Regions from separate parts of the Homo sapiens genome. Here regions 1 and 3 are each linked to region 2. A link is an interaction called in ENCODE POLR2A ChIA-PET data of the cell type or tissue named here. Cell type or tissue: MCF 10A. All regions are shown on one strand. Region 1 holds the start of LOC105370139 (a long non-coding RNA gene). Region 2 overlaps SLC7A1 (solute carrier family 7 member 1). Region 3 has its middle 81 kb from the start of SLC7A1.

Region 1 (4,000 bases), 130 kb before region 2:
CTTTCAATGATTAGGGGAATCCCTCAGATGCCTTGGTCCAACCGCCTCACTACAAAGTAAAGCGTTAAAATGAAAGCAAATTATAGGCCCCATTCCACAACATGAATCAACTTTCATTAGCAAGCAGGTAGAGAGCTGGTCACTCAACCTGTTCTGTTATTTTGGTGACTTCAATCTCTGTTCTTTCAGGCCCTCCAACAAACACCCTGCAGGAAAGTTTCACTAAAGGCAAATGCGACTGTATCCTGACAGTAGGTCAACTAAATCAAATCAATGGCAGAAGCTTCTTGTAGGTGGAAGGCCCAGGGACGAGCCGAGTTTAGACCTTGAGCGTGCTCTGTTCTACCCATGAAAGGGCAGAGATGCCTGTATTAGTCTTTCTGGCCCACCATGTAGCTTGAACTCCGCCCATTCTGTAAGTGGAAAATTACTTTCCGCATCCCTTACCCAAAGAGCAGGTCCTCTGGTGCAGATTCGGATGAGGATATTTGAAGTTGCTGCAGCCCGTCTGGGCTGTGGACTCCTTTTAGGGCTTTTCATATGTTTGCTAACCACTCTTCATGTATGGGTTCCTGACTAAGATTCTTCAAATACTAACTAAAAGCTCCAGGTTGTTGATAAAAATTGACACACACATGTTATACTGTTAGAGAAACATAACACAAAAATTAAAATAATTCAAATACAATGATAGGAGCAAATGTCTGTAAAAAGCACTCTAAGAACCCAGAGGCGGAGCCGGGTGAGGAATTGGTGAGGCTCTCAGTGGTGGTGTTAGGGAAGCTTCTAGAGGAGCCAATCTGAAGCAAAACTCCAAAGGATGGACAGATGTTTCTCAGGGGCCAAGGGGAGAAAGGGATTCTAGGCACAGGGAGCCACTAAGGAAGGACAGAGAGCAGGAGAGAGTTGGTTACAGACAGACATGGCATGGGATCTCAGCAGGAGAGGTGGTGGGCATAGAGATTAGAATGGGAGCCAGGTGCCTGGAGTCCCAGCTATTTGGGAGGCTGAGGCAGGAGGATCCATTAAGCCCAGGAGTTCCAGGTTGCAGTGAGCTGTGAATGCACCACTGCACTCCAGCTTGGGTGACAGAATGAGACCCCATCTCTAAAAAAAATTTAAAAGGGAGGGATTGAAAAGGGGAGGGAATCCAAGTCTTGAAGGCCACCCTAGACTGAGAAGTGTGGATTTGATCCTGTGGGTAAGGGCCATTTGAAGATTTTGAGTAGCATTTAAAGTGCACAACTAGATTGATATTTTCTTTTTTTTTTTTTTTTTTAGGCAGACTCTCACTGTTGCCTAGGCTGGTGTGCAGTGGTGCGATCTCAGCTCACTGAAACCTCCGACTCCCGGGTTCAAGCAATTCTCCTGCCTCAGCCTCCCGAGTAGTTGGGATTACAGGCACATGCCACTACACCGGGATAATTTTTTGTATTTTTAGTAGAGATGGGGTTTCACCATGTTGTTAGGCTGATCTTGAACTCCTGACCTCAGATGATCCACCCTCCTTGGCCTTCCAAAGTGCTGGGATTACAGGCATGAGCCACCGTGCCTGGCCCAGATTGATCTTTTCAAATGTTATCTCTGGCAGTCATGCGGAGAAGAAGTGAAAGGGAGGAGAAATTGGAATTAGGGTGACAGAACTTGTAGGAACAATTCTGGCAACAGATGTCGATCATGAGGTGAGGAAGTGGTAGGAAAGTTACCTTTCTGAGCATTTCCTTGGAGCCACGCTGTATGTTGAGCACTTTACATCTATAGAATCATTTCATCCTCACAACCTTAGGAGGTAGGTACTATACTATGTCCATTTTAGACACGAAGGGAGTGAGGTCTAGATAAGCTTGCCAGATAAAATACAAGATATCCGGTTATATTTGAATTTCAGGCAAGCCAGTAACACTTTGCTGGTATACATACGTCTCATGCAATATTTCGTTTTCTAAATCTGGCACCCGAAGGCCCAGAAAGGTGACACAAGTTGCCCAAGATGTCCTAGCCGCCAAGTGGCAGCGCCAGAATTGGACTCCCGGGCAGGTGAGAGCCTGCACTTGGCTCCACCCTGCCTGGCTGTGCCGCCTCTCACAGGTGGAGCTGGTTGGGCTCTCAGACAACAGAGAGGGCTTGCAGGAGCAGAACCTTGGCCAGGCCACTGGAGTTCATCTTCAGGCAGCTTCGTTTGCCCTTTCTCTCTGGCCGCTTCATTTATTTATTTATTTATTTTTTATTATACTTACAGCAGGTCTGCAAACCTCCTATAAGCTATCTTAGTGCTGACAGCAAAATCTTGGCTTGTGACTAAGTCACTAAATCCCCGGAACTCGAAGGTATCTCTGCCCTAGGGTTCAGAACATTTTTCCAGCTCTCCCCTCCCAGTGAGCACTGTAATTAGGAACTTATTCAGACCTGATCTGCAGACAATATGCATTGACAGCTCTGCATACCTGTTCCCACTGGCCTGGGATAGAAAGCGCAACTTAAACAGAACTGTTTTAAGAGATTTAATAAGGTTTCACCTGAGGCACAAAATACAATTGTACTTTCAACACTGGAATGTTTCAAACGTTTGACAAATGAATATTGGGTGCTGGTAATACTGTGAAGTGCAGGGCAGAAATGTTACTCTTTGGAGTTACTATCCTTACTAGTTTCATTTAAAAGACAGATATCAAAAAACAGACCCACAGCAACACAATGAATGTTGCAAGGAGGGAATACAGAGGAGCGGGTGGGAGTCCAGGAAGAAGGTGGGGTCATGAGGATCTGGCTGCTCACAAACCGCCCCATCAGCACTGCTGGAGAGCTCATTAGGAATGCAGAATCAGGGACCCCAACCAGACCTACCGATTCAGACCCTGCATTTTTCTTTTTGTTTGTTTTTTGTTTTTCTGAGACAGGGTCTCAATCTGTCACCCAGGCTGCTGTGCAGTGGGGCAATCATAGCTCACGCAGCCTCGAATTTCTGGGATCAAACAATCTTCCTGCTTGTAGCTGGGACTGCAGGCATATGCCACCATACTTGGCTAGTTTTATTATTTTTATTTTTGCAGAGACAGGCTCTTGCTATGTTGACAAAGCTGGTCTTGAACTTGTGGGTTCAAACGATCCTCTCACCTTGGCCTCCCAAAGTGCTGGGATTACAGGCGTGAGCAACCACAACCAGACTTAATAAGATCTCCAGATGAGTCCTGTGCACATTCAAGAGACATGACATTGAATAATAAGCACCGTTCACTCCAGAGATGACACATGAAATGAATCTAGGAGGAATAGCTTTCCAGGTAGGGTTTAGAGGGAAGGCATTAGAGGGAGAGGAGGCAGTAAGCAAGGGCATAAAGAAAAGAGACACACTCAGGAAATGACCCAAAACTTTGGTACATCCAGAGCCCAGTGGTACATGGGGAGCAGTAGGCGGGAGCCTGCAAAGGTTGGCAAAGATGCCTTAGAGAGGGGAAGATGGTGAGTGGCTTTGTTGCCACACGAGAGGGTTGGAGCTTTTAAAATAAAATTGTTCAAACATACAAAAAAGTATCAGTAACAAGCATAAAATACAATAATGAGTATCAACTGTAAATAAAACCTTACAGATCAGCCTCCTGTGTATTCCCACCCACCTGCATTCCATTCTTCTCCCTTCCTCCTGAACCTGACTTCTGTTCTGAGTTTGGCCTTACCATTCTTATGGATGTTTTTCATGATCTTCACACATGTGTTTGTATAGATAAACAATACAGGATTGTTTTGCATGCTATTTTACTAATATGTATTTTACTACAGTTTTACTTTCTGTTCGACACTATGTTTTTTAAGACTTATTGTTGAGGCTGGACACAGTGGCTCACGTCAGTAATCCTAGCACTTTGGGAGGCTGAGGCAGTGGATCATTTGAGATCAGAAGTTTGAGACCAGCCTGACCAACATGGTGAAACCCCTTCTCTACTGAAAATACAAAAGTTAGCTGGGCATGGTGGCATGCACCTGTAATCCCAGCTACTTGGGA
Region 2 (4,000 bases):
ACAGTGTCTGCTGCATACCAGCTGCTCAGATGTTATTGCATTACATTGAAGAATTTTTTAAAAATCTGTCTTGATAGTGCAATGTGTTGTTGTAACCTATCACTAGACTCACTGTGGGTACTCTTGAGAATGGGCTAGTGGTGATTAATCTGGTGTCCTTAGGAGCTCGATTTAGAAGGAGGAGGGCTATCATGTGATTATTGCAGCCCCCGCCTCATGAGGTCAAGCCCTCACACTTGCAGTGGGCCTGGTAGCTGCAGACATCCAGAGCTCACTGCCCCTAAGGCTGTTGCCATCAGGGGCCCTGCAGGGAGCAGAGTGCATTCTCAGGATGGGCAGTTTGAGGTGAGTTTAAATAAAGTGACTTTTTACAAAGGCAGGGCAGGGGGTTCACAGCCTGGAGTAGTGAGGGGGCCCTAACCACTTCTAACACCCTCAACCTGAGGGGAAGGGATGGTTTTGAGGCTGCACCTGGCTTGGTGAAGGGCCGATCTCCAATGAGACAGCCCGCAGAGAGGGTCCTCCTTCGCCTCACTCCTCCCTGCCAGTGCCCAGAGAGCTCGGGATGCATACAGGTGGGCCTCGTAGTGGGGAAGGCAGGGAGTGGCTCTGGGGGCAAACAGGATGCGATTTCAGACATGGGGCAGAGAGCCAGGTGCCCTCGGCTGAGCTGAGGACAAAAACAAGTCAGATGAGTTGTGCAGCCCACATTTTTCTTTGCTTTAGATAGGAGTCCGTTCTTAAAATGGAATCAAAGTGACTGGACAGAGACCCGTTTTGATGAATTTAAGCTGGTGGCTTGTTGGGTAATCTTCCTTCGCTTGCTTAGAAGCCTGGAGACCTGTGTTCAGGCGCGTCTGAGTCACTTGGTGTATTAGGACTTGAGTTGCCCTGTGGTAAAATAAAGGGACGGACTTGATCAGGGCTTATCAAGCAAGTGGTCTACAGGGCCAGGTAGCACATATTTTAGGCTTTGCGGCCACACAAGGTCTCAGTCTCATGATCATCATCTCCTTTTTCTTCTTTCTCTTTTTTCTCCTTCCCCTTCTTTAAAAACACAATCTTTTACAAATAAAAATCATTCATAATTCATGGTCAATACAAAAGTGGGCGAAGCGCCATTGTGTGTCAGCTCCTGGACTAGATCGTCACTCCCCTGTGTGCTTTGTGCACTGCTGTGTGCAAGGTGATTTTAGGGAATGCACATGCGTTTTTATTTTAATGGTATGTGAGTTCTAATGTGTATTAGGAAAAATAGATGACTAGCACCTTAAGAGTTCACTACCCATAGTTGTAGCTACGCGGGGCCCTCCAGGAAACAGTTGGCTCTCGCAGGCTGAGTGGTGGATGTGAGTTTTAAGACCTGATTCCAGGTAATTTTGGTGGTGCTCCATTTATGAGAGTAATACATCGTCGTGGTTTTTTAAAAATTTGCCTAAATTATTAAAAGATGGATTCCTTTAAGGAGAAATATTATAAGGGACAGTGTCCATACCACACAGAGCAGAACCTCACAGAAGAGGTACGGGGTAGACTGTGGTCTGGAGTGGATTAGATCAGCTCACTCCTCCCCAACACCACATTCCTTGATTATCCCACGTTTTAGATGTAGCCTGTTGGGAGCATTTCACATTGATGAAAATATTCTCAGCACTTTGAGAAGTTTTGTGTAAGTTTAGAGGAGAAAACAAGAGGGCAGAGCCATTTTTTCGATGGAGTCCTGACTGGCAGGTGCCAGGCATGTGGGGTGCCTGCCCACCCTGCCCCTCTGTGAAGAGCTGTCCCCTGGGTGGGAGCTCTTTGGAGTCAATCCCTCCTAGAAGTTAGGGCCACCTCACCCTCAAGGGCATGCACGTTCCAGCAACACAGCTAGTGATTTAGGCCCAGGAGAACAAATTAAGTCCAAAAAAAAAAGAGGCCAAGACTTGCAAGAGCTTGCTTAATTCCCTTTGGTAATTACTGGCTGTCAGTCTCCTTGAGCCTGAGCCTGTGCTGCTCTCCCGAGCTCCTGGCCACACCCGAGACTTATTTGTCTTTGTGGGCTTCTTTAGAACTGCCGCACTGTCCGGGTTGCATCCGTGGGAGGGATGCCCGCCTGCAGGGAGTTGTACCCAGCAGCTTGTAAACACCCAGGAGTGTGGCAGGAGCTTACCTGTCAGGTGTGCCTTGGCAGAGAAAAGGCTGCGGCCAAGCCCTTTGAGCATTCCGAACATTCAGTGTGGGAAGCATCCCAAAATTTGTCTCCCACTCACTGAGTTGGGCATGTCTTTTCCTATCCTCCCGGATGACTTTTTTGCCCTGGTAGTGAGCCCTGATGGCCTTAGGAAATACTGGGCTGGGCTAACAGACTGTTCCATTTTGACTGCCTGATGAGCTTTTACTCTTCTGCTTACCTATGTAAGCCACCCTATTCTTTTTGAGATCCTGGACCATAGGTATCCACAGAGTGAGAGGGCTTCCCTTCCCCCACACCCTGTTTTGACCTAAAAGCTTAAAAACCACGTGTATGGCATTATTTAAACCAAAAAATGCTGCAACCTGCCCCATTTTTATTATTCTGCGCCCTGTCACCATGAAATATTTAAGCTGCGTATTAAAACAGGAGCTTGTATTTGCAATGTAACAGAACACCAGAAGATGAGGCGGCAGTTGTAGGGAGAGTTTATCAAATAGGAGCTAATTTCACCCTCGTGAAACTCTCAAAGCAGAATGACGGTTACATGTAATAAATAGCTTGTGCAAGTAGAGTGGAGAGCCTCTTACCAACGGCAACTGGAGCCATGATGATTGATTTCTAGGGGAGTGGGGTGGTAGAGTTTTGACTTGAAGCAGAATTAAAGTATGTGGGAGAAAGTGCTGCCTTAGCAACCGAACTTGAATAGAAGTTCAAGTTCAAATCTGCCTGTCATGGTTAGTGGGAAAACTATACTGGGGTCCCTTTGGATAGGGCTCCTCTTGACTTTTTTTACAAAAAATAGTTTTATAAATCTGATTTACATAGTATAAAGCTCACCTATTGAAAGTATAAATTCAGTGATTTTTAGCAAATTCACAGGATTATGCAGCCATCGCCCTAATTCTGGAATATTTTCGTCACCCCTAAAAGGAAACTCGTACCCATTAACAGTCATTCCCCACCCGTAGCCAAGCCGTACACAACCACTTATTTCCTTTTTATCTCTATCCTGGACATTTCATATAAGTGGCATGACACGGAATGTGACCCTTTATGTCTGGCTTCTTTCACTTAGCATCGTGTTTTCAAGGTTCATCCGTGTTGCAGCATATGTCAGAATGTCATTGCTTTTTATGGCTGAATAATATTCCTTTGTCTGGATGTACCACATTTCGTTTATCCATTCAGCAGTCGATGGACGTTTGGGTTGTTTCTGCTTTTTGCCTATTATGAATAATGCTACTGTGAACATTGGTGTACATTTTCATGTGGACACTTGCTTTCCTTTATCTTGAGCATTGACCTTAATGGAATTGCTGTATTGTACCTCTGTGCACTTTTTGAGGAATCTTCTTAGTTGTTTTGTTCTTCCGTTTTGAATTGTAAGTATTTTTTAATTGTGGGACAATACACAGAACAAAAATTACCATCTTAGCCATTTTTAAGTGTGCAGTTCAATCACATTAACTACATTTACATTGTTGTACAACCATCGCTGCTGCCATCCTTTTCTTGGGTTTTGGCGAAACAGTCCACACCATCTCTTAGGCCCCAGAAAGGATAAATAACTTTGGCTTTGACTCAGCAAAGAGGTGGGTTAGTAATGATCTAACTCACTGCCTTTTGAGAGGTGTGAGAGTCTAGACAGGGTGATGGTTCCTTGGCCCAGAACCGCAGGATCCCTTCTCTGTATAGATGCTGCTGCGTTAGGAAGCTTTGGATAAGAGGAGCAGGATGGGGATAACTTGAAGAGGCTGCCCGAGAACTGGGAGCAGGGAAATGGTAAGGTGGGCTACTGTCTGCATCCTGGGGGAGCCCACCGGG
Region 3 (4,000 bases), 110 kb before region 2:
AAATGGGTATACATAAGAAACGCACTAAGATTTTTCCAAATGACAATGACCCATCCCTCTCCACACACATACACACACTTTTGTTTTTGCTAATTATTCCTTCAGGTTTTTGTGGTTATTGTTTGTTTTCTTGGAAAAATGCAATGTAAATAATGCACAGTATGTTCATATACCTGTACGTTGGTGCCAGGTGTGAAAGCGTGTACTTCCTCTCAGTTTGTAGTCATACCTAGAATGGCATAGAAATCCTCTTTATGGGCCGGGCGCGGGGACTCACGCCTGTAATCCCAGCAGTTTGGGAGGTCGAAGCGAGCGGATCACAAGGTCAAGATATTGAGGCCATCCTGGCCAACATGGTGAAACCTCGTCTCTACTAAAAATACAAAAATTAGCTGGGCGTGGTGGCAAGCACCTGTAGTCCCAGCTACTCAGGAGGCTGAGGCAGGAGAATCGCTTGAACCCAGAAGGTGGAGGTTGCAGTGAGCTAAGATTGGGCCACTGCACTCCAGCCTGGGTGACAGAGAGAGACTCTGTCTCAAAAAAAAAAAAGAAATTCTCTTTACAAGGATGCAGCACTCTGCTAACTGCTAGCATCAGCTTTATGTGTCAATTCGAAAAGGTTCCGATGCAAAGGGATGGCTAACCCATGCCAGAATGATGCCTCTTATCTCCCCATGTTTAAAGAGAGAACTGCTCATTGGCTCTGCTCCCCACATTGAGGCACCAGGATGGAGATTGGAAATAATTCATGAATGAAAATATCAGAAGCAGACCCATGTAGTTTGGGTTTTTCTCCTTAATACCATCCACAGGATTCCTCTAACTTGAAAAATTTTAAACACAATAAAAGCATCAAGTAAGAACAACTGAAACATATTCTTTATCTATCTATCTAAAATCATAATATATGGCATCTAGAATCATACATATATTATGCAATTCACTAAAAAGTCAATATAGATATAGCCAAATATACCGTACATTTCATGTTTGAACTGTTTGAAAACAGTTATGTTTTCAAAATGGCTCCACCACCAATCTCTGCTCCCTGCCCCTGCTCCCCACCGGCTGGCCAGGAGAGCAGGGGGTGAGGTGTTTCTGCTCCAATTCCAATCATTCTCTTCTTTCACCATCCTGATTAAGTGTCTCTGATGTACTTCTCAGTCTCATCCACCTTTCATGCCGATGTGGTCATGACATTTGTCCTAACAAATCAGATAATATAATATATGGGCCATAATTATTTTGCCCTCATTTTATAGACAGAAGAAATGAGGCCAGAGATGCTATAACTTGCCCAAGATTCCTTAATGCTGAAGTCAGAGTGCATAATTCTGAATTCCTTGCACCCGGGCACCATTCTCCTCCCTAGAGCACCCTTGTCTTCAAAGGGAGACTGGACAATGCTCATTAAGGAAGGGCTAATTGACTAGTGCACGTAGGGGAACTCCCCCCACTGCCTACAGGCATCGAGTGTCAGGAGAAAACACCCACCTCATAGGCCTCAGCTTTGACATCGTACATTTCATTAGAGACAGTAAAACCATATTCTTAGAATGTTTTTACCGAGATTTGAGAATTGACACTTGCTTTAACAAATGTCCGTTTCACAGAATCTCAGAAAACCGGAAGTCCTATGGATTTGCACCATGTTTGGATCTGTCATCGTTTCTTAGCAATTGTGTCACCATTTCAGGCCAGCCGGAGATAGGCCAGAAAAATGAGAACATTAGCCAGGAGAGCCTGATGCCCTTGATTTCATACCTGCTTTCATGGAGTTAACATCAGGCTTTTTTTTTTGGCCAGTGATGATTAATCCTTATAATGATTCAGTTTTCTTTTGCCACAGCTTGTCTAAAATACTTTTCTTGCATAGTTCTCTGGTTAAAAAAAAAAATACTAAGACAACAAATGAATAGAAAGGGAAATTTTTAGCCATTTCCACGGGATGAGGCTAAACTCAGAGCCCAGTTTCACCTTCCCCTTTAATGGGACTGGTGCCAACCAGGTAAAACTGCAAGCAAAGCAGGGAGATGCCGCTCTACCAGAACGAAGCTGATCGTCCTTCTTCTCCTGACAGAGGGCACTCTGGAAGCGGCTGCCACACGCTGTGCCTGCCATTGCTCCGGAGACAATGGGTTGGTTGCCCTTTCTAGCCTCACACATTGGTCAATTCTCTCAACACTGCATTTTGGAAGACAGTTCGTGAGACGGAGCTACTACTTCTCTGCCTTAACCTGAGAAGGTTTTTGATGGGAGAGAATGGGGTGTAGCCTCCTCTAGAATACTCCTTGTATTCCTCCTGTGTCTGAAGCTTGTCCTGGTGATCATACAAGGAAGTGTTCAACATACCAGGGAGTGTTCAGGGCAATACTCTTTGTCCCTTTCAGGCTGACAGGGCTCTGGATAATTTCTGAGAGGCCAAGTCATGGGCAGTGAGGTCGCATCCCTGGAATGCCATGTGGACACATTATGGTGTTGGCAATTTTTCCTGGCCTGGGGGTGACGTGTACCCACCTTCAGAAGACTGAGAGCTCCTGGAGCGGAGGAGACCTCTGGTTTACAGATCCCTTTTCCCACTCCGAGTTCACAGTCCTCATGGAGATAAGAAGGTCTGAGTAGACAGCTTGCATGAGGCAGACCAGAGTGTCCTGTGGGATCAAAAAAATAAGTCCATAATTTTTTTTTTTTTTGAGACACTTTGTCACCCAGGCTGGAGTGCAGGGGCTTGATCTTGGCTCACTGCAGCCTTGATCTCCCACGTTCAAGCAATCCCCCTGCCTCAGCCCCCCAAATAGTTGGTACTATAGGCTCTCACCACCACACCTGGCTAATTTTTTTTTTTTTTTTTTTTTTTTGGAGATGGAGTCTCGCTGTGTGCTCAGGCTGAAGTGCAATGGTGCGATCTCAGCTCACTGCAACCTCCACCTCCCAGGTTCAAGTGATTCTCCTTCCTCAGCCTCCTGAGTAGCTGGGATTACAGACGTGCACCACCATGCCTGGCTCATTTTGTACTTTTAGTAGATACGGGGTTTCTCCATGTTGGTCAGGCTGGTCTCAAACTCCTGATCTCAGTTGATCCGCCCATCTCAGCTTCCGAAAGTGCTGGTATTACAGGTGTGAGCCACCACACCCGGCCAATTTTTGTATTTTTTTTTAGAGACGAGGTTTTGCCATGTTGCCTAGGGTGGTCTTGAACTCCTGAGCTCAAAGGATCCACCCACCTCGGCCTCCCAGTGTGCTGGGATTACAGGCCTAAGCCACCGCCCCCAGCCAGTCCAGTCATTTTCAACCACCAAATTCGATTTCTCATTCACACTTCCTGTGCATCAAAGTTTGGCTGCAGCTCTGTTGAACGCACCTTCCCTTTGGGCCTGGGACTGCCATCACAGCCTGTGTGTGGGACATGGCTGGTTAACTCAGCAGAGGGGAAGGAGGATATGGAAATCATGGCCCTGCTCCTAAAACATCTCCCTGGAATGGGTGCAAGGCTCTCCTGCTCATGGTTCATTGGCCAAAGCAACTCATATGGCCACTGTTAGGTGGGGACTTATAAGCCTCCCACAGGCAAGGATAGTGGATATTTGTGAATAACAAAACAATTAGTAATGCTAATTAAATGCTTGGTCTTTAGTATTGAGCACTTCCAGTTCACTGGCCATTTGGTAGACCACTGACCACCAAACCTGACTATTCCTAGCTGTCACCAAAACCACTATTTAGTTGGTACTTGGTCTGCTTTGAACTACATCTGTCTAGATTAATTTTTTCCTTTACCCTTAATTACATAAATAATGCATAAATATATTTTTGTTGTAAAATATTCAAACAATAAAAATAAAATAAGAACAGCATGGCCGGGCGCAGTGGCTCACGCCTGTAATCCCAGCACTTTGGGAGGCCGAGGGGGGTGGATCACGAGGTCAGGAGATCGAGACCATCCTGGCTAACATGGTGAAACCCTGTCTCTACTAAAAATACAAAAAAATTAGCCAGGCGC

What was found. Peaks named below come from ENCODE experiments on the same cell type or tissue, not always from the same donor. Only the 100,000 strongest peaks of a DNase experiment are listed, where the experiment ranks them.
Region 1: POLR2A ChIA-PET joins it to region 2 with 10 read pairs; 3 of 35 experiments call an interaction of 5 or more read pairs at or near these places.
Region 3: POLR2A ChIA-PET joins it to region 2 with 10 read pairs; 2 of 35 experiments call an interaction of 5 or more read pairs at or near these places.

What each region holds. Positions count from the first base shown.
Region 1 is chr13:29,691,850-29,695,849 of GRCh38, reverse strand. It overlaps LOC105370139 (a long non-coding RNA gene), which reads right to left and starts at 850. Exons shown (of 3, transcript XR_941804.3): 1 at 448-850. In MCF 10A, no CTCF peak of the experiment used is centred here; a DNase peak (open chromatin) is centred at 2,079.
Region 2 is chr13:29,565,753-29,569,752 of GRCh38, reverse strand. All of the region lies in intron 1 of SLC7A1 (solute carrier family 7 member 1), which reads left to right. Among named protein-coding and RNA genes, the nearest start is that of SLC7A1, 28 kb to the left of the region's middle. RefSeq lists an enhancer at 1,557-2,062. In MCF 10A, no CTCF peak of the experiment used is centred here; a DNase peak (open chromatin) is centred at 2,152.
Region 3 is chr13:29,675,147-29,679,146 of GRCh38, reverse strand. No RefSeq gene overlaps it. Among named protein-coding and RNA genes, the nearest start is that of SLC7A1, 81 kb to the right of the region's middle. In MCF 10A, no CTCF peak of the experiment used is centred here; a DNase peak (open chromatin) is centred at 2,016.